Linked DNA regions of Homo sapiens: all the other regions are linked to region 4. A link is a loop called in an ENCODE intact Hi-C map of the cell type or tissue named here. Cell type or tissue: PC-3. All regions are shown on one strand. Region 1 has its middle 39 kb from the start of PTCSC3. Region 2 overlaps MBIP (MAP3K12 binding inhibitory protein 1). Region 3 has its middle 120 kb from the start of LINC00609. Region 4 has its middle 53 kb from the start of BRMS1L.

Region 1 (5,000 bases), 340 kb after region 4:
TGAGACTAACTTTCTTACTGTGAAATATAGAAACCTGAGTCATCATTACCATAAACTCATAGCAGATCTATAGTTACCTTTGAAATAAAAGGGGATTACAGGACATTCTTGTTTTGATGGTGGGCTCCAGTTTCTCATCCTCAAAAATTTGGTTCTCATATTAAAATACTATTAATACAAAAATTATGCCATATGAAGTGAGTATCCAAAGATTTCTAAATAAAACATGTACTGAAATTAGTAAAAATTTCTCATAGTGTTATATGGGATTAACGGCGATTTCACAAATGGGAATACCTTTTTAATTCTTTCTACTTATTTACCTATTTATTTGGAAGTACAGTATTACAAACTAGGGAGCGGCTAAGACTGGCTAAGCAATCATGCTGGAAATTATTGCATAGCTCAGCAAAATATCCTAAAAATAAAAATATGCCTTACTTTTATGTCCAGGAACTTTTTATTATTTCTGACTTAGAAAATGTTATTTCTAAATTTTTAATGCTAGTTATACTTCTTTCTTTTGGTCACCATAAGGCTTTCTAGCACTTTCCTCAAAGGAAGGGAAATTAAATAAATGGGTATAACTCAGTCCACTTTGGTGACAGCTTGTTTGTGAGCTCGAGTTTGGAGACAGAATAAATTGGACTATTTGCTAAAATGGGGTTTTAGGATTATTCAAGAGGAAACAATTTCATGTATGGCTTTTCACTCTGGTTAGTCTTTGATTGTAGATCCTACATTTATTACTGTGTAGTCAGTATGCTTACAACTGGGCATCCCAATGGCTAGGAGATAATGTGAGTCTCTGGACAAACACTCCTGCTGAGCCAGAAATGCTGTCAGAATTTCCTCAAAGAATGATCTCAGTGTTTGTCTTTATTCTGATTTCAATCACACGGTGATTTGTCAGGGCTTTATAAATGCAATTTAATCCTGTTCAATTTCCAAGGAGGGGTGAACATGCAACAAAATGAATTAACTAGGCCAATCATAATCAAACACTGCAGAAAGCCAGGCAGAACCCACCATATGCCAAGGGTGTATAGATCTCATCCTGCCTGGGAAAACTTGACACTCCGCCTGGTGCAGGGATTGGGAGGGTAACTGAGGGAGGTAAGGAGGTAGGATATCCCTTAGGGAAGGAGCATCACTCCTCTCAGGAGATCTGTTCCTATGACTTTCAACAAAGCACCACCGAATTGTCATTGTATTTTGTGAGTAGCTAAATTCTTCTGGGAATTAAGGAAAAAATTTGAAGTTGCCATGAAGGTAGCCTCTTCCCAATTACACCTTAGCTAAAGGTAGCACTCTGATTCTCTGAGGATAATTGGTCCATCTAATAAAATCACATTGAATCTGGAGCAATCCTGAGTGTTTTCTAAGCTCAAGCTAAGAAATGCTGCTTTCAAGGGGCAGCAGTACAGCATTAAGAACATGGTATGGCCCTGCGGGCTGGTTTTACTACTGATTACTTATGTGACCTTGGGTGAGTGACTTAACTTCAATGAGCTTTTGTTTTTTTTTTTTTTCATTTGTAAAATGCAGATAATACCCTCATGGTGTTGATGTTGAAATTAAGGGAGACAATGAAAGTAAAGTGCTTAGTACACTGCATGGCATGTGGTAAATGCTCCATAAACATTCATGTTATTGTTTTCAGTATAAGCAGTCAAAAATACCAAAATTTTTCTTCATGCAACAAATATTTATTGTGCGTTTACTATATGCCAAACTTGCCAAATACTGGAGAATATTTGAAAAATACCTTATTCAGTGACCAAAGTAAGAATCTGCATCTCTGTTGTTGGCTGTAGATGGCAATTTCTGCTTCCTGGCCTTACTTCTTTAAAGAAAAAAATTTCCCATGCATTAGTCACTTAGATCAACCCATTGCCACATTTTTTTAGTGTTGAAAGCTAATATATTTTAGTAATGCTTCAATGAACTGTGGTAGCAACAAATAAAGAAATTGACTTCTGTCCCAAAATATGGGGAGTAGAGTTGTAATCAGGATTACAAAAAAAAAGGGGCCAGTATTACAAGCTGCTAAAATGCTTTTGCGTGGATTATTGTTTTATTTGGACCCCCTCCACCCTTTAAATCTGATACATGCTAAGATTTTCATGGGCACAGCCACCTCCTAATATGTGGTTTTGCTTCTCTGCAAGCATGGAATCCCCTCTGCAGTTATGTTTGCCTGTGCATCTCCGGCAGCTGGAGGACGAATCACATCAGGCTGATGAGTGTGTCACGCTCTTCATCCCCCAAGTGAGTGCACTCCCAGGCCCACCTTTCTGGAAAATGTTCTTTGGTGCAGGGTGCATGGTGGGCCAGGGAATTGTCTGGGCTTCCCATTAATCTCAGAGGATGGGAGGGTAATCCCTTCACAAATATGGGAATGGGGGCTGCTCTGAGGCTGGCAAATAATAAACAATGAGGGTTTCTTTTTTTTCTTTTTAATCCTGGATTCCTCCAGCCCTCCTCTCTGTAGTCCTCAGCAATAACTTAGCCCTTGTCTTCCTCTCTGAAGGATTTAAATGGAATGACCTTAATTCTCGCTTTGTTTGCACTCTATCTCTTAAGGAGCTGTGATGAAGACCAAGACAAACAGTAGATTAACAGTGCTACCTTTTATAAGGCTGATTAGTTCCTAAAATATGCTGAAAGGAAACAAAACCAAAAAGAAAAAAGAGTGGAAAGGGGGGTGAGACAGAAACCTTTGTCGGTGAGTTTGAAACAGCTCCATTTCTTTCATTAGTTGCAGATATTGACCTTCCGATGAAATATTTTCTTTGTGTGGGAAGGCTTTGCCAGGGTAGCATTTATTAGGCAGGTGCCTGGTAAGTGTTTCTAAGCAAATATTACTTTACTGCCTAATTTTGGTTTAAGGGGAGAGTTGTACCAGGGATGAATTTGGAAAACATTTGATGATGGTTCATCTGCCACCCCTTAGAGCAGGGGCTATCGAGTGGTTGACAGTATCCAAATCAGAATTCCAAAGACGCTGTTCCATCCGGAATCATTAAGAGGAACACAGCCTCTTAGAATCTCATTCAGCTCCTCTGGATTTGAAGGAATTTACAGAGAAACTTCCAAGACACCTCAGCTATATCCAAACGAAAGCCTAAGCATTATGGTTTGGCAGAGCTGAAAATGTGTCTCTGGAAAGAAAAAAAAATTATATAAAGCTCCACAGAAAATATTTCTGGGCATCAGCTTGTTTCCTTTGAGGGATGGGAGGTTGTTCCTGAAATTGTTCAATTTGATTTAAAGTTAAATAAAAATGTGAAAGACCAGGGTACATTAATAAGATGATCCACCTGCTTATAATAATAGGATAATTCACATCCTCATTGTCAGAGTAGAAAGGATCCCAATAAGGTCAGTCTTTAAACTCAGTATGTTTCATTCTTTGGTGCTGTCTCACTTAGATTCTCAGCGCCACTTGTCTGCCCTTCTTTTCCACTATGCACCTTTATTGCAAATTTAGTTCCATTAGGTAGATGCTTGCATCGTTATGAAGCCTGATTCCATCATTTTCAAAGTGCCAAGCCATTTGAATACGATACGGTCCTTGGTCATATTTAATCCAAACATTTACACACATCCAGCCCCTTCTTATCTTTTTAAATAGGATGCAGGGCTTATTTTTAAATTACATCCTCATTCATGCTCCGTAAAAGCATCAAGTAAAACCATCCATGGGATTTACATTCTGGTCCATAGTTGTTGCTTCCAATTCCTGGCATGGCCATTAAATCCTAGCCTCAGCATAATTCTCGGCATGACACTCTTGTGTCGAGGCAAAAAAGGAAAAACAGAAACAGCCATTTTTTTTTCTCTCCCAGAAATTAAGCTGCATGGAGGAGCACTGTAGCTTTTGCTTCCTTCCCTATGTATACCTAATTTAAAGGGCATCTTAAAATAAGGCTCCCCAGAAAAGGGATGTCAGTGGGAAGTTGAGGTGCTTGAAATAAAGCAAGTGCTTACTAAAAACGGATATGTGCATGATTTCTTTTATCACATGTCAATTAGATGTACATCTATTCAGGGGAGGTTTCTGTTGATATAATGAGTTTTCCTGTGACTTGAGTGCCATAACTGTCACCACAGCATCCCAAAAGTCCTGAGTCATCTGTGGTTGCCCCTCAAACCCTTGGTACGGTCTATTCCATGAATTCCCCCTTTCCCCCAACAAGCTCACTCTCCTATCAGCTTCTAGTCTCAGCTATTAGATTCAGTCATATAACAAGTACACAGATGCCCCAAAGCTATAGAGCCTTAGCTTGCTTTCTTCAATTTCTATGCAGTTACTGGCATCATAAGAAATCTCTTATCAATTTGGAAAGGCAATTGGAACAAACTAGTGTTTGCTTAATTAAACCCACACCCACACCCACACACACACACACACCCTGGTCTCCACCTACCTTGTCTCATTTTGTACTTAGAAACTCCTGATGGTGCACTGGGGGCTGCAGGGAGAGTCTGCATGAGATCCCCAAATGATCACAACTGTGCAATTGTCCTGGGTGCACTTCTCTGATAGGCTGCCATTTGTTCCCACTCACCTAGAGAGCTTGTGGATAGCCTGAGAGGGTTGAGCGTGTGTGTGCGTTTTAACAAATTTTCAAAAGTTGCCATGGGGAGAGAATAGAAAGAAAGCCCTTCAAAAAGGAAAATTATTTTCACAGCATCATCACTAGAAAACACCCCTGCAATGGATATCTTTGAAGGTCGGCTGCAATCTGAACTAATTGGGGAGGGAGGGAGAGCTTTCAATTTTGCTCACCTTTTATAAGGGGTCTCAGAGAAGTGGTCGGTAGCCAAATGCTTCCTGCAATGAGTGGTTTGGGCACTTTCTAAGCAAAAAGGAAAGGCTCTTCCAGCTTCTTCTTGTTCATGTCACTGAGAGAGGTCACCACCTGCCCTCTTACTTGCCACTTCTGATTATTGGGTAGGTTCTGCTCCAAAAGTCATCTTTTGTGGTGAGGACA
Region 2 (5,000 bases), 430 kb after region 4:
TAAATGGAGAGGGAGACTCAGTCTCTGCACCCAGTGAGGACTTGGGTTTGAGCAGGGTGCAGTAGTGACACATGATTGTAGTCCCACTGACACAGGAGGTTGAAGCAGGAGCATTACTTGAGCCTAGGAGTTCAAGTACAACCTGGGCAAGACTGGACTATCTCTTTTTTCTTTTTTTTTTAGAGTTGTCACTTAGTATCTTAGGCATGTTTGCTTGGGCTCTTTAAACTTCAATTTATTTATCTGTACAGTGATAACACCACCACCATCTCAAAAGGGTACTATGACCTTTTAAGTGAATTGACATACACATAACACTTCCTGAGTGACTGGCACTTACTGTTCAAGAAATGTTAGGAGCTAAATGAAAATTTGGTGACTAAATGAACTGCAATTTTTTAACCATTTGCAAAGGTTCATTATGAGGTGCCACTTAGCACTTTGCTTACCTGTCTGTAACCGCAAGTGGGCCTCAATATTTTGTAGTCGTTCTTCTACAGCCTGATTACCACAGTCTCGAAGCATGCTGTTAGGTTTATGACCTGACCCTGGAATTCCTTCAGGTCTAGTCTGTGGTCCGTATGTATTCACAACTCTAGAAACTAAATTAAGAAACTTTTGAGCCTATATACATTTGTATTTCAAAAATCAGAAATTCTTATTCCTTAACAGCACTTTATATTTTTTTCATAAAGACCATCTAACCACAAGTATGAAGGACGGCAAGATGTTTTTGTTTTAAAATAAAATTTAGATGGGAAAGTTATTTCTATTCCATTTTGCTAATAATCTAGACTTCTGTCAGTGACTCAGATGTCATGTGGTGGTTACTTACCTTTTACGTGACTTTTAAATCCGGGGTAAGGGGTAAAAATCGCATCAGTTCTTGCACAACTATTTTCTAAGGAGAATTTAGATAAATATAAGTTTAAATATATTCTTCCCTTCAAATGTATGAGATTTTAATAAACTTTCAATAATTCATATTAACATTTTACTCATAATAATTTTAATAAATAATAGTAACAATAAATTACTATCACACATAGGATAGAATTTAGTGACCTTCTTTACCTGTCAAAATTTATCATAATATCTAATATTCTTACCTAATGTTCAGATTTATATACAGAAAAGCCATCAACATTAAGTGGCACAAATTGATACAATTTTGAAAACCAATGTCACTATTTGGGCCACTGGAGAAAATAATCTACCATAGAGTATTTAAATTCTACTTCATCGTAGAAATAAAACTCATCATTTTTACTAGAATTCTTTTAATTCAGCATTTTTTATTTTAATGACCAAATTAGTGAACATCCAACAAAAAGAATTATTTAACATTTTTATTTCAGAACTCCACACAAAGATGACCTCAAAACCTCAAGTACACATACATTTCCACTCTACCTAGATTTCCAGTGCTCATTTTAAAAACCCTTCATCACAAAAGTCATCTACTTCTTCTTATCCCACCACTTTTCAAAAAAGTTTCATTTTAGTAAAGGTCTATTGTGAAAATTTGTCCCTATTTTTTTCCAAGCTGAAAAGTAGTTTCTTTCAAATTAAGTATCAATGCATAAATTACAAAAGGGGAAAATTGGAAAGATGTTAACATATAATACAACTAATTAACATAATTGTTATATATTAACATACGATACTACATAGTAATAATATATACTTATGTTTGAAATAATGTTTAAAGGCCACACATTGGCAGTAAATCTCCTGTAAAATTCCCCTGAATATTTTGTAAAAAATGGCTGGTAAATGAGATTCTTTAAAAAAAATTATTTTTTCCCCCCTATGAAATTTGATTTTTAAAAATTCCACTGCTTATAGTTAGGTTAAATTTGTAGGTATTAAAAGGAACACACTAACATATTAAAATACATTTGTATTTTTTTCAGTTGAACTTTCCTTAGTAGTTCTGTTGATAAATCAAATAGTATGCATAAAATTCCAAATCCACTTAGCTTTTATATCTAGAGACTAAATAGACATCTTTCCTCCTTTTTTTTTTTTTTGGAGGCACCTCAAAATATGCTTAAAGGGCCATCCTTTCTCCATTCTCTTCCTACCATTTCATGGGGCTAAGGGTTAAAAAAAGAAGCTATCATCCATTCCAGAACTATATTCCAAACATATAGATTAACTGACCATCAGTGAGAAATTCAGCATGGTGTGAGTGTATGACTGCTAGTCACTCTCCACAGCAATTCTTGCTAGCACTGTTTTGAGCCAGCAAAGAATTGAATGGGCCAAGGAATCCTGCTGAGCATTTCAATTCTCGTCAATTTCTATCCCCTGGTGGTTTATAATAATAGAGTTAGCAGGGAGAACAGAGGAATAACATTAGTGACACATGTGCTTGCTCTCTCAACAAACCCTTTCTCATAGTCGCTTGTAGTTGGTTGTAGTACCTGAGATTTTGCCATTGTTGCACCTGTTCTGAAAAGCTAACAGGAAAATATACCAAATTTAGAGATGCACATGTGTAATGTTAATAGTAGCACACAGCTAAATTCAGGACCCAATACCAGCCTATATTATTTCATTAAGAGAATCAGTGTACCAATGTGATATGAGTCATTTCTAGGTTCATCTGACAATTCTATGTTCATAATAATTAGCCATGAGATATTAGAGGCAACAAGAAACATGTTCATTCCAATTATGAACTCTTCTCCATAATTTTTCCTAAGAACTACTTGTTCTGATTATTACTATGGTGCCTGAGTATAATCTATGGCACTGCATTGCAATATTTTGTATTCTGCAGCATACTTGCAGATTTGTAAATGTACTATAGCATCAAGTAGAGAGGTAAAGGTGAATCAGATGAAAAACAGCAAATGTATGCACTATGGCAGAAAGGAAAAAAGCAAGACACCATGGTCTTCATGATAAATTGGTTGTATCGTGACACAGGACATTTCAAACAGCTCAGGAGTAGTGAGAAAACTGCTCCCTCTGGAGGAATATTAACTTTACTAAGTTCACTTACGTATTAACATCATGATTTCACAGTACATGTATAGGTTTGAAATTCATAGAGCTCAGTTCCTTTTACTAGTGAGATAGATCAACCTTCTCACTCGTACCTCACCTTCATTTCCTAAAGGAACTTTAAAATAATCTTCACCTGTGATAAACACTTTTTAATGTTAGCATTTACTTTGTGTAACCAAAATGAAAACCAGTTTGCAATATAGTCTATTATTAAGCAGAAGGAAACTCTACTGTCTTAATTACTAACTAAATCCATGAAATAAATTGAATTGTGTTCTAAAAGCTATTCATTTAAAAAATAAATAAAAGATTAGAGCAACTATAAAAATTGTGCTTAAAACCCTATGAAAATTAATTTCCAGGTAGTTACCTTGATTACAATCAATAACATTGCAAAATTCCCTGACGTTGTTTTCATTGATTTCAGCTTGCTTTCTTTCAATAAATGCAGATATTCGTCTGTCAATCTACAAACAACAAGTTTTAACAGTGTAAACATAAGATTTTTTAAAATAATACCCTCTCGCCCCCGCCAAAAAACCTTCTTACTTCTGCTTTTCCAGCCTTTATCTGAACTACTTCTGGATCAAAATGGATCTGTGTCTTTTTCACATCTCTTAAATCACTTTCTTTGTGCTTTTCTTCCTCTTGTAGGTCGCCAATGGAAAATTTGTCATTTACTTCATTTTTGTTCCCCATTTCTGTTCTTCCTATCTCTTCAACAGCAGTTGTATTCTCCTCTTTAATCGGAGACTGAAGTTTTGCTAAAAAAGGCTGAGAACAACACAATTCCATCTGCTGAGGTTCAATCTGACCAAAATTAATTACACACTTAATATATTTACATAAATTTCTGCTAAGTAAATGAAATACTTAATATCAGTTAATAAATATAAAAAGTTGGTATACCAGGACACATAGATCTGACCACATATAAGTACTCACTATTCTCTGCTATTGTAACCATTATCATTTGCTATAAATTTGTTTTTTAAAAAAGGAGAGAGGAAAAAAGAAAAGAAAAAAGAAAAGAAAACCTAAGGAAATTTAAAATTTTCTTTGAGAGAATCATTCTGTCACTCATCTTTTATTTTGTGCCAAATCAAAGCCTTCAGCCTCTGGCACCAATGCCACTTAATTAACATGTCATTCAAATGCCTCCTCAGAACACTAAGGCTTAGTATTTTTCCTCCTTAACACGAGAGCTAGTGCTCTCACTCAGCAAAGCCCTGCATTATCACTGTATCACTGGAGATTCTCCACTTGAAACTGCAGTTGGCCAATGTGAATGAGGAAGCATAGACATGAAATATATAGGTGTTAGGCTGAGTGAACACTCAGACTTTTCCTGACATGGCAAGATATCTTTTGGTCATAAAATTAAATTTTAAAAAAGAAAACGAACAAGAAAAAAAAAAGATCTATAGCTGAAAACAGGCAGAGGCCTATCACTATACTACAGGGGGAAAACCCCTGTTGTAGAATTTAAACTATATTACTCATTTACTGTTCCCCTCCCCCACTCCCCACAATGAGGTCTCATTTGAGTTCTAGAGCTCACTGCTCTGCCCTTTAAAAACAGGGTTAACTATTACTTTTAACATGAAACAGTTAAAATTTCCCACAAAGTCAATGAATGGAGGGCTGAAAATTAATGCCTATTCCATTAGTCAAAACACACTAACACTAATAACGTTCCAATTATTTTTTTCATACCTACAATTTTGCTTCCATTGTTCGCTATACTACTCTTTTGAAATCTTATAACACCTTAATCACAGTAAACTGACCAATCCAGTTTTTCCACTTATCTTTTTGACACTTCACATTTTACACTTTGATTAGAGATAAACTGCAAACTTACATCAATTATAATTGCAAAGATGTTCAATTAGAAACCAGCAAGGTCATAATACTGTTCAGTTATTAACATGAAATATTTAAAAATATAACAACACTATTATAAATACCAATTCAATATT
Region 3 (5,000 bases), 75 kb after region 4:
GATGTATTCCCATCCTTGAGTTCCTGCACATAAAATCTAGTCCATGCACAGAAAAGGCCACACTTTAAGGGCTTGAAAACAACACCAGAAGAATCTGGCAAAGAGTTCTTTACTGAAATTAGGGAAATTGGGAAAGTAACTTTGTCCTTTGTCTATCTTCAGGGAAAAACATAGGCTGGTGGGAAAAACAAGGGATTTCGGCTAAATCCTTTCTGATTCTTCCTACAATAGCATTTAAGTGCTTGCTTTCTAACCCTTATCAAATGATTGATATTGACTTTTCCTCGCTTAAGTAAAATTCATCCTTTGTTTAATTTCTGTCCAGTGAACAAAATGCTAGTAACTTTTTCTGGGTGTAGTCTCAACTAATAGTTTCAATTAGCCAAAAAATTTATTTAGAATCTTCAGTATGTGGCATATGCAAGATTTAAGAAATTAAATTACTCCCCTCTCCGATCTCCCTTATGAACCCCCCACCCAAAAGTCAGCACACTTTATTTCACTTGATTGCATAAAAGACCTAGCAGAACGACCTCAGCTGCTTTTTATTTTTTTAATTTGTGAGTTTGAGTCGGCTGAGCCTTGTCAATAATTCCCTTAAGTATCCAAAGGAACCCTTCTCTTTCTTTGGCTTCTTGTCTCCCACAGGGCCCATTATCTCTATTAGCCTGCCTTAGAGAAGGAAGAGACATTCACGACATGGTCTAACTTCTCTGAAGTCAAGGATGCCTTCAAAAGCAAAGTTTGGGCCACTGGGGGAGGGACTGCAGGAAAGGAGACCACAGGGAGGAGGGAAGGAATTATAAACAAAGGGACAGCTGTGTATTGGCCCATTCTTTCTGGACAATTGTGGAGCTTCTTTAGAGCCACTGAAGAAAGTAAAATCCAGAGGCACCTTTAAAAAAATGCCATTTAAGGTCTGACTTCTTAAGCTTATCTGCATAAAAAATAAGGATAAAAGAAATAATGCAAGCCAGGTGGCAAGATTCTAACCCAATCCGGTTTTCAGTTATGTTTATTTTGTAAAAAGCGACCATTACATTCTCTATTTGGCAATGATGGGGTTCAGGACATGGTACTCCAAAATATCGCACCTTGGCATTTGAGAAAACAGCAGAAGCAAGGAAGTCATTCTCACCCCGTCTGCGTTCTTCCCCTGAAGCAGGTAAGAAAACCTGGAAGGGTTTTCTGATTTTCCTCTGAAGAGGGTCATAAGACACTCATTTGAGAGGTGCCCTTCCTCTACCAGGAGGAAAGGAACATCCTTACCTCTGAAGACACAGGAACACAGAGAAGAATCTGAACAAACAGGTCTTGCTAAGTACTCCCCACCCCCATTTATTAAATTAGATCATACTTTTTATCCAATCATGTCTTCGTGACTCTCGACTTGTTTGTCAAACTTAAAAATTATAAAGGTTTACCACTTTCTTCTAGTCTTCATTTCCTTATGAAGGCTCCCGTGTTCTGCAAAAGTGATATTAAGTAAATGTGTATGCTTTTCTCTTGTTAATTCTTCTTTTGTTATGGGGGGACTCAGCCGTGATCATCGAATGGGTGAGGGAAAGATATTTCTCTTTCTCTACAGAAATATGCCAGAATAACCCAAATGGGTAAGCCAGGGCATCCCTTGGTTGCAGTTTCCTGGACCAAGACCTAAATACCCTCAGATGCTACCCCACTTAAATGATCTATGCTATTTTTGCACTTTAGAATACATACTAATCCTTCTGGCTTCTAAATTGAGCTGTTTATGTGAAGGATGGTCATGCAGCCTTCAGGTCCCACTAAGAAGCCATAGATTTAAAAACTTTAAGTTTAGGCTGGTGCTGTGGGTCAGGCCTATTATCCCAGCACTTTGGGAGGTTGTGGCAGGTGGATCCCTTGAGCTCAGGAGTTCCAGACCCGCCTGGGCAACATGGCGAAACCCTGTCTTTACAAAAAACTACAAAAATGAGCCAGGTAGGGAGGCGCCTGTAGTCCCAGCTACTCAGGAGGCTGAGGCAGGAGAATCGCTTGAGCCTGGGAGGTGAATGTTTCAGTGAGCTGAGATCGCATTACTGCACTCCAGCCTGGGCAACAAGCCAAACCCTGACTCAAATAAAATAAAATAAAATTTAAGTTTATAAAATCTTAAATAGCTTTGGGTGAAGTATGATTAATAAAGAAGGAAATTATGGAGAGAGAAAAAAGAATTTTTTTCCCTTGATTGTGTAATTTGGATTTTCTTTCCAAATAAATAGCTGCTTCCACTAGCCAGGTGGAAGCATCTACGTCTGTGACCACAATGAGGCGCTAGGAAGGTGGTGCACGCAGAGTGTGCCTTGCCCTCAGCATCTCTTCATTTAGCTGCTCCTGAGTTGTATCCTTCATAATAAACTGGTAAGAGTAAGTACAAAATAAAAATTAGCCAGTTGTTTCTCTTACTAACATGACATGAAAATATTTAATTTTCTTAGCGAATTGATGGCAAAATTCCATTTCTGAGGAGTGAAAGATCAAAGATTAACTTTATTATTTAAAAAATAACTTTTTCTAAGTATAAAATTAATTCATTTTCATTATGAAAAATTAGGGGAAAATGAATGTGACATTACATTAAAAATCACAAATAATTTATAAGACCTTCTTGCTTCATAATTAATCTAGCTTGAGGAAAATAGTAGGAAAAACTTACTAGAATTAGAAGGCGAGGAATAGTGAGGGAGAAACCTTCTTTTATATGCCTGCAAAAGAGAAAGAAAAAAAAAATTCTTAGGGCTAGTTAGTGGCTTTGGGGCACCTGTCTCTTTCCCTCTTGGGCCTAGAACTGCTGACCTGGAATATGATTCCCCATAAGACTTTAACATATGTGAGCGAGAGGATTGTGTGGAGACACCTTGGAGCTGAAGTCTTAAAAGGAAGCTCCTGTATGAGAGCTGCCCAGCACCAGCTGCTGGCTTGGTGACCAGATACAGTGAGGCACCAGGAGGGCCCCTGTGCAGGGTCAGATAGACGATGTGGGTCCCTGAGAATTCCCTCCATGAAAATCATTCGTCTTTAAACGAGATCAGAACAAGTTCTTGGGGCCTACTCTTTAGTTGGGAGTTCCCCAGTGTTATCATTCTGGAATATTTAAAAAATCATGGCTGGGCACTGTGGCTCACGCCTGTAATCTCAACTTTGGGAGGCCAAGGCGGGCAGAGCACGAGGTCAAGAGCTCAAAACCATGCTGACCAACATGGTGAAACCCCGTCTCTACTAAAAATATAAAAACTAGCCCGGCGTGGTGGCATGCACCTGTAGTCCCAGCTACTTGGGAGGCTGAGGCAGGAGGATCGCTTGAACCCAGGAGGCGGAGGTTGCAGTGAGCCAAGATCACGCCACTGCACTCCAGCCTGGGTGACAGAGTGAGACTCCATCTAAATAATAATAATAATAATAATAATAATAATCCATGTGGGTTGAGTTCATGTGTGTGTGTGTATGTACACTGTATGCTTTGGACTTTATCTTCCAGTAAAATTATAACTTTGAAAAGTTAGCTGAGGTGATAAGATATGCTATACTTTTTTTTGTATGCTATTTTTCATTTGGGAGTGGAGAAATGGTTTTCAAGGAGCTGAAGAACTAAAGTAGTATATTTTATATATTACTTCTGTATATTTTGACTTGTAGTGAGTAGCCAAGCAAAATCTTGGGCCCTCTGAGAAGGCTGAGGTTGTCATGCAAATGACCTTGCTCTGCAGACTCTCACCAGCAATTAAGGATTAGGAATCTGGGAGGCTTCAGTACTGGTTCGTCTTGATGTAAAGTTTGGATGATAGTGGGACTCTAATTTTGGGCTATTCTTCCATGTGAATGTGTGGGAATCATGTATATTTGTGAATAATTCAGAAACTCAGGGGTCTTAAAGTGAATTTTAAAATTATAAAAATCCTAACTTTTCAGTTCCTTTTATGTGTCTTCCCAGAAATATCTGTTTAGAAGGAAAACTTGGGAGCTGGTCCATCATCTTTTTTCTTTCATTTGCCGTGATTAGGGGAAGAGGGGCTACAGAATTGGTTTGGTCATCACCTCTTCATAATTTAGTTGTGATTCAAGATGTTCTCTTATGAGAAGTAGCAATATGCGGCCATAATGTGACATCTGTTTTGCACAATCAAAACATTCCTTTGCTGAGCTCAAATGCCCTTTTAGTGCTTCTGGGATAAGCCCCGAGAAAATGCTTTATCTGCTTCTGTACATCCATGAGGAAATAAACGGCTTTAAGAAAGCTTCTCAACTGGAGGTGTAACTCTAAGAAAAATTGGAACAAACGCTCACTTCATCTCTCACCCAAAATGTCTTCTGCAAACTTATTCAAAGAGCCTCAGAACCAGAAAGAGAAGGAGGCATATCTACACAATGTATCTGGAGATTGGAAGCTGGAGGCAGGATTGAATTGCCAGTGAACTTTGCACTGTGATTTCATATTGAAGTGGCTGCATCTGTGCCACCTGTGGATGGCATGATTGGAGCATTAGTCCTTGCTCAGCCTCCGCACCATTGATAACTCTGCTTAACATCGCCACAGCGGAAGCTTTGTTGGAAGCCGCAGTCACTTTGCTTCGGCAATGGTGTACATTGGTGCCCCATTCAACCTTTTTTTCTGACATTAGCACATTTGAATGGGCCACCAGTGAAGCCATTCAGCGAGAACATGCAACCGGGGTTTCTGGGTGGCCTAGAGCTGAGCTGAGAATTCTCATTAATGGACTGCAAGACTTAGCCTATTGAGGTACATGAACTCAGTGACCAAAGAAAAGTGAGACAAAGATGTCCCTCACAGGAACACGTAGGTCAGAAGTGGACAAAAGCAGACACGGACCAGTCAAAGCTATTTGATTACTGAGCTGAAAAGGGAACACCGACCGATCCCTGTGGTGGGGCAGCACAGCTGATTTGAGGGAAATCTCCAAATGCCCGCACACTCTGAGAGTGAGGCATTTACTAGAATTGCAGGTGGTGTGTGAAGTTAT
Region 4 (5,000 bases):
TAATCATCAGAAACACTGGGTTAGTTAATTTCTAGGTCATTATTGAAGATCATTCTTCTACCTTCTCTTTGTTTTTCTCTGGGCTGCATGTTAGGCCATCATTCTACTCCTTTTAGAAGATTTCATTCACTCATTGGCTTCAGCTACCATTTAGGTCCTAACAAATTCTAAATTTAAGCCTCTACCCTTACCCGAGTTATATATTCAAGTTGCCCATTGGGCATTTCCATCTGTTACTCTTAACACATTTACAACTTAATATAAAGAAAACCAAATATTATCTCCTGTGCACATTCCTCTCCCAGTCTGGAATGTACTCTATTTGTGCTTCCACCCTTGATACACACAATGACTCACATAAATTCAGACCTTGGAGAGGTTGTGGCAGGTAGCTAAACTCATGAATTTTGGAGCCAGATTAGCTGGATGTGAACTCTACCATTTATCGGCTGTATGACCTTGGGTAACTTCTTTTTTTTTTCTTTTTCTTTTTTTGAGACAGAGTTTCGCTCTTGTTGCCCAGGCTGGAGTTCAATGGTGTGATCTCGGCTCACTGCAACCTCCACCTCCTGGGTTCAAGTGATTCTCCTGCCTCAGCCCCCCAAGTAGCTAGGATTACAGGTGCGCACCACCACGCCTGGCTAATTTTTGTATTTTTAGTAGAAACAGGGTTTCACCATGTTGTCCGGGCTGGTCTCGAACTCCTGACTTCTGGTGATCCACCTGCCTCGGCCTCCCAAGGTGCTGGAATTACAGGCATGAGCCACTGCACCCCGTCAACCTTGGGTAACTTTTTAACCTTTTTGTGCCTCAATTTCCCCATCTGAAAATGGAAATAATACTTCATAGGGTTGTGGTGAGGACTTAATGAATATATGTCAAGTGTGTAGAACAGGGCATGTTACATGATAAATCCTATGTAAGGGCTGTTGATGAATTTGACTTCTCCTCACATCTGTGGAATTAGCTAGTCCTGTAGATTCTAACTCTGAAACATTTCTAACTGAAAGCATTCTCTTTTCTCTATTCCCACTGGTGCTGCCCTAGTTCAAGCCTCTGGTATATTTTACTGAAATAATTGTGATGGCCTAACTGGGTCTCTCTCTTTTTATTTTATTTTAATTTTTCTCTTTATAGCAAATATTACATTTCTAGAACCCAGAACTGATTTTTTTTTCCTCCCAGCTTTAAATCTTTTTTTCAAATCTTTTGCTTACCCAGAACTTCAATTCTACTTTTTCCAGGAAATGCTTCTTCCCTGATCTGACTGTGTGGTTCTAATGAGAACACCTCTTTCTCTAATACTGCACAATTCTTGGTCCTAGTTGAGTGCACTAGGTGAACGTGTAACTCAGCCTGCCCCAATTAAAACCCTTCTCTTGGATCTCTTAAACTATAACTGCAGGAAAAAGTATCAGTCTCCCTCTTATGTTGGAACTGGGACAATAAAGTTTGGAAATTATAGGCAATGACATTTCCTGCCCTGTGGAGACAGCTGAGGAGATGAGAGGTGGATGGGGAGTTTCTTGGCATTTAGCCTCGTGCTATGAGCTGACTCATAGTCCATCTGCACTCCGGTCTTCCTTGTGTTATGTGGGTCTTCTAATAAATTCCCCTTTTTCCAAACGATTTTGAGCTGGATTTCACACCCTTGCAACATTTATGATGCATCCTTAGAGCTTCATATTCTGTTGATATCCACTTTGAAAATCATCACAAACTTTTATAATTTCAGCACAAAGTCAAGGAATTAAAAAAAAAAGGTATTCATGGAATTACAAATATATGCATGAGAAAGAGAAAAGCAGTCCCTGACAACTAGGAACTGCGTGATAGGCCTTGGTGTTCTGTTGAACATAAACAATCTCACGGAACACCAACATCACGGCCACTCTGTGACCGTGAGGAAGTGGGGTCAACGCCCACCCCAACAACATCTTGTCTAAATATAGACAAAAACAAAGTCAGTCTGCAAACCACAAAAAATGTGGAACATTCCCCTATTCTGGCTAATGTGAATGACTTCTGCTTCTTTACCAATTATAGCATTAGCCTCACTTCATTCCACCTGCTTTATAAGTAAAACTCATTAAGATACTAAATTATGGGATTGCCCCCACTTCCTGACAGCATTTTATCCAGAGCAAAGCCCACTTCCTCAAACCCTACCAAAAATCTCCCAATAAAAGCCCAAATCCTATAAGTCCCTTTTAACACCTTCTTACTCAGACATCCACAGTTCCCTATGGTGTGGTTTCTCCCTCCCTGAAATGAGCAAGAAACCCAACTTGTGCAACTGCCGGTGTGTTCCTGGTGGCCTTTGGCTGGAAGGCATTGACACGTGGAACATTTAAAACAGTTTGCTGTAATAGTTTTTTTTTTTTAACTAGATTTAGACAATGATACAAAGTACATTCTGGACACAGATCTGGGAACTTCTAGTATATAATTATAATGGCTGATAAAAAACAGACTTTAATTTTCAATTACACATTATTGAAAGAATCACAAAAGACAAAAAGACAAGGCGAAAGGCATTTCCTGAATGCATTTTGTACTGCAATCTAAATTAGATAGTAGTACTTTGCTTCTAAAGCCAGAAAATAATATTAATATTTCTACTATATTAACCAGGGACTATCATCTGGAAATGTAAAAGCTACAGTCCCAGTGCATTTTCATTAAAACCTGAAGGTGGCAGTAAATTCCTACAAGACTTAGGTGCCTAGGTTAGAATTTGTATTTTTCCTCCTAATTATTCAAAATGGTATAGTGAGACTTCAGTTGTATTTAATCCTGTTGCATACTAATTAAGAGATGTTTAGGAAGAAGATAAAGCTCTACACAAGGATTATATTATTATTACTCTTTATTAGCTGAAAAAAATTCACCATGTAAAGGGCTTAGGGACATTGCAACTGGTTATATGCTTTAGAGTTACTGTAGAAACAAAGTATGTAATTAAACAAAAGGGAACATGAGAGCTTGTAATACAGATCAAAGTGCTCTGAAGGGATGTGGCAGTAAATATAATCATCCATCAGTATCCTCAGGGGATTGGTTCCAGGATCCCTGCAAATACCAAAATCTACAGATGCTCAAGTCCCTTATATAATATGGTTATTTGCATATAACCTATGCACATCATCCTTTAATTCATCTCTAGATTACTTGTAATTCTCAATATGATGTTGTGTAAATACTTGTTATACTGTATTGTTTAGGAAATAATGACAAGAAAAAAAGGACTGTACATGTTCAGTACAGATGAAACTATTCTTTTTTTCTGAATATTTTCCATCTGTGGTTGGTTGAACCTAGCTGATGTGAAACCTACAGATATGGAGGACTAACTGCATAGTTTATATTTATCTATTAAATAATAACCATGTTGTAGATTTTTGCCCCACATTTCTCCCAATTTTGTCCTCAAAATTCTTAAAATAGAATTTTGTATGGTTGTGTTTTTACCTAATTATCTACTATAATCAATATAATCTCTGGAATATTATTAATCAGGGAAGGCTTAACTGATAATTTAATATAGACAATTTACAAATAGCAAGTTAATATTCATACTGGAAAATGAGTTACTTTGTTGATCTTTTATATAAAGATCTAGAACTAGATTGTTTCATAGTTTCTTTTCTTAGAGAGTAAACATTATCATTGGTCCACTGAATTATATCCAAAGTTATAGTAATGTTTTAATGACCTCAATATATAGGCATGAGATTATTAGAACTTTGAAAATTGGGAAGAATAGGATTTCTGTAATCTTTTTAGATAAAAGTTAAATGGGAGCGAGAAGGAGACGGATGTTGAGAGAACGAGGAGGAAGGAGAGAAAATGGCGTCAACGGATTACAGTATCTATAGCCAAGCTGCAGTGCAGCAGGGCTACAGTGCTTACGCTGCCCAGCCTGCTCAAGGATATGCACAGACCACCCAGGCATATGGGCAACAAAGCTATGGAACCTATGGACAGCCCACTGATGTCAGCTATACCCAGGCTCAGACCACTGCAACCTATGGGCTATGCAACTTCTTATGGACAGCCTCCCACTGGTTATGCTACTCCAACTGCCCCCCAGGCATACAGCCAGCCTGTCCAGGGGTGTGGCACTGGTGCTTATGATACCACCACTGCTACAGTCACCACCACCCAGGCCTCCAAGCTGCTCAGTCTGCATATGGCACTCAGCCTGCTTACCCAGCCTATGGGCAGCAGCCAGCAGCCACTGCACCTACAAGACCATAGGATGGTAACAAGCCCATTGAGACTAGTCAACCTCAATCTAGCACAGGGGTTACCAACCAGCCTGGCCTAAGATATGGACAGAGTAACTACAGTTATCCCCAGGTACCTGGGAGCTACCCCATGCAGCCAGTCACTGCACCTCCGTCCTACCCTCCTACCAGCTATGATCAGAGCAGTTACTCTCAGCAGAACACCTGTGGGAAACCGAGCAGTTATGGACAGCAGAGTAGCTATGGTCAACAAAGCAGCTATAGAAAGCACCCTCCCACTAGTTACCTACCCCAAACTGGATCCTGCAGCCAGGCTTCTACACTGGAGGAGACTTCTGCATCAAGTTTTGAACGACTGATGAGTAAGTGCTCACCAGGTGAGGAGGAGCTCAGGGAACAGTTGGTATAAAGGCTTAGAGGTATGTGGGAGTTGGGATGAGTTTGGGGAGCAGCAAATTACCTGGGGTGCAGGGAGGAAATGGTGAGAGATGAGAGTAAAATAAAAGTTGCTAGAATTGTGAAGGGGCTGTCTTCGTTGTAGATAGTGAACTAGGTGAATTTGGATTATTGTACATGTGTTGCTGAATATTCTTGGTGATAGTTTTCTCCCCTTGTTGATGTTGAAGCTGATAGTGATTGAAAAGATTTAGTTTGTTAAACTTAGTTAATAACTTTTTAAATTTAAAAAAAATTTTTTCAGAACAATTCGAACTTTTTTTTTTTTTTTTTTAAAGGAACAGGATCTCACTC

Evidence for each region. A loop is a pair of places that touch in the nucleus more often than their neighbours do. Peaks named below come from ENCODE experiments on the same cell type or tissue, not always from the same donor. Only the 100,000 strongest peaks of a DNase experiment are listed, where the experiment ranks them.
Region 1: a loop joins it to region 4, with 4 times the contacts of the local background. A loop is called at or near these places in 3 of 110 quality-filtered maps.
Region 2: a loop joins it to region 4, with 8 times the contacts of the local background. A loop is called at or near these places in 4 of 110 quality-filtered maps.
Region 3: it touches region 4 in a loop (6-fold over the local background); 10 of 110 quality-filtered maps call a loop at or near these places.

The regions. Positions count from the first base shown.
Region 1 is chr14:36,212,788-36,217,787 of GRCh38, forward strand. No RefSeq gene overlaps it. Among named protein-coding and RNA genes, the nearest start is that of PTCSC3, 39 kb to the left of the region's middle. In PC-3, no CTCF peak of the experiment used is centred here; a DNase peak (open chromatin) is centred at 2,614; H3K4me3 peaks cover 1,443 bases; H3K27ac peaks cover 422 bases; H3K27me3 peaks cover 1,709 bases.
Region 2 is chr14:36,311,124-36,316,123 of GRCh38, forward strand. MBIP (MAP3K12 binding inhibitory protein 1) reads right to left here. Exons shown (of 9, transcript NM_016586.3): 3 at 3,568-3,792; 4 at 3,389-3,485; 5 at 836-901; 6 at 450-602. Among named protein-coding and RNA genes, the nearest start is that of MBIP, 7.0 kb to the right of the region's middle. In PC-3, a CTCF peak has its summit at 2,964 (motif pointing left); no DNase peak of the experiment used is centred here.
Region 3 is chr14:35,952,084-35,957,083 of GRCh38, forward strand. No RefSeq gene overlaps it. Among named protein-coding and RNA genes, the nearest start is that of LINC00609, 120 kb to the right of the region's middle. In PC-3, a CTCF peak has its summit at 2,275; a DNase peak (open chromatin) is centred at 2,158; H3K27me3 peaks cover 1,530 bases.
Region 4 is chr14:35,877,154-35,882,153 of GRCh38, forward strand. It overlaps the pseudogene EWSR1P2. Among named protein-coding and RNA genes, the nearest start is that of BRMS1L, 53 kb to the left of the region's middle. In PC-3, CTCF peaks have their summits at 2,699 (motif pointing right) and 2,707 (motif pointing right); DNase peaks (open chromatin) are centred at 348 and 1,518; H3K4me3 peaks cover 417 bases; H3K27ac peaks cover 2,261 bases.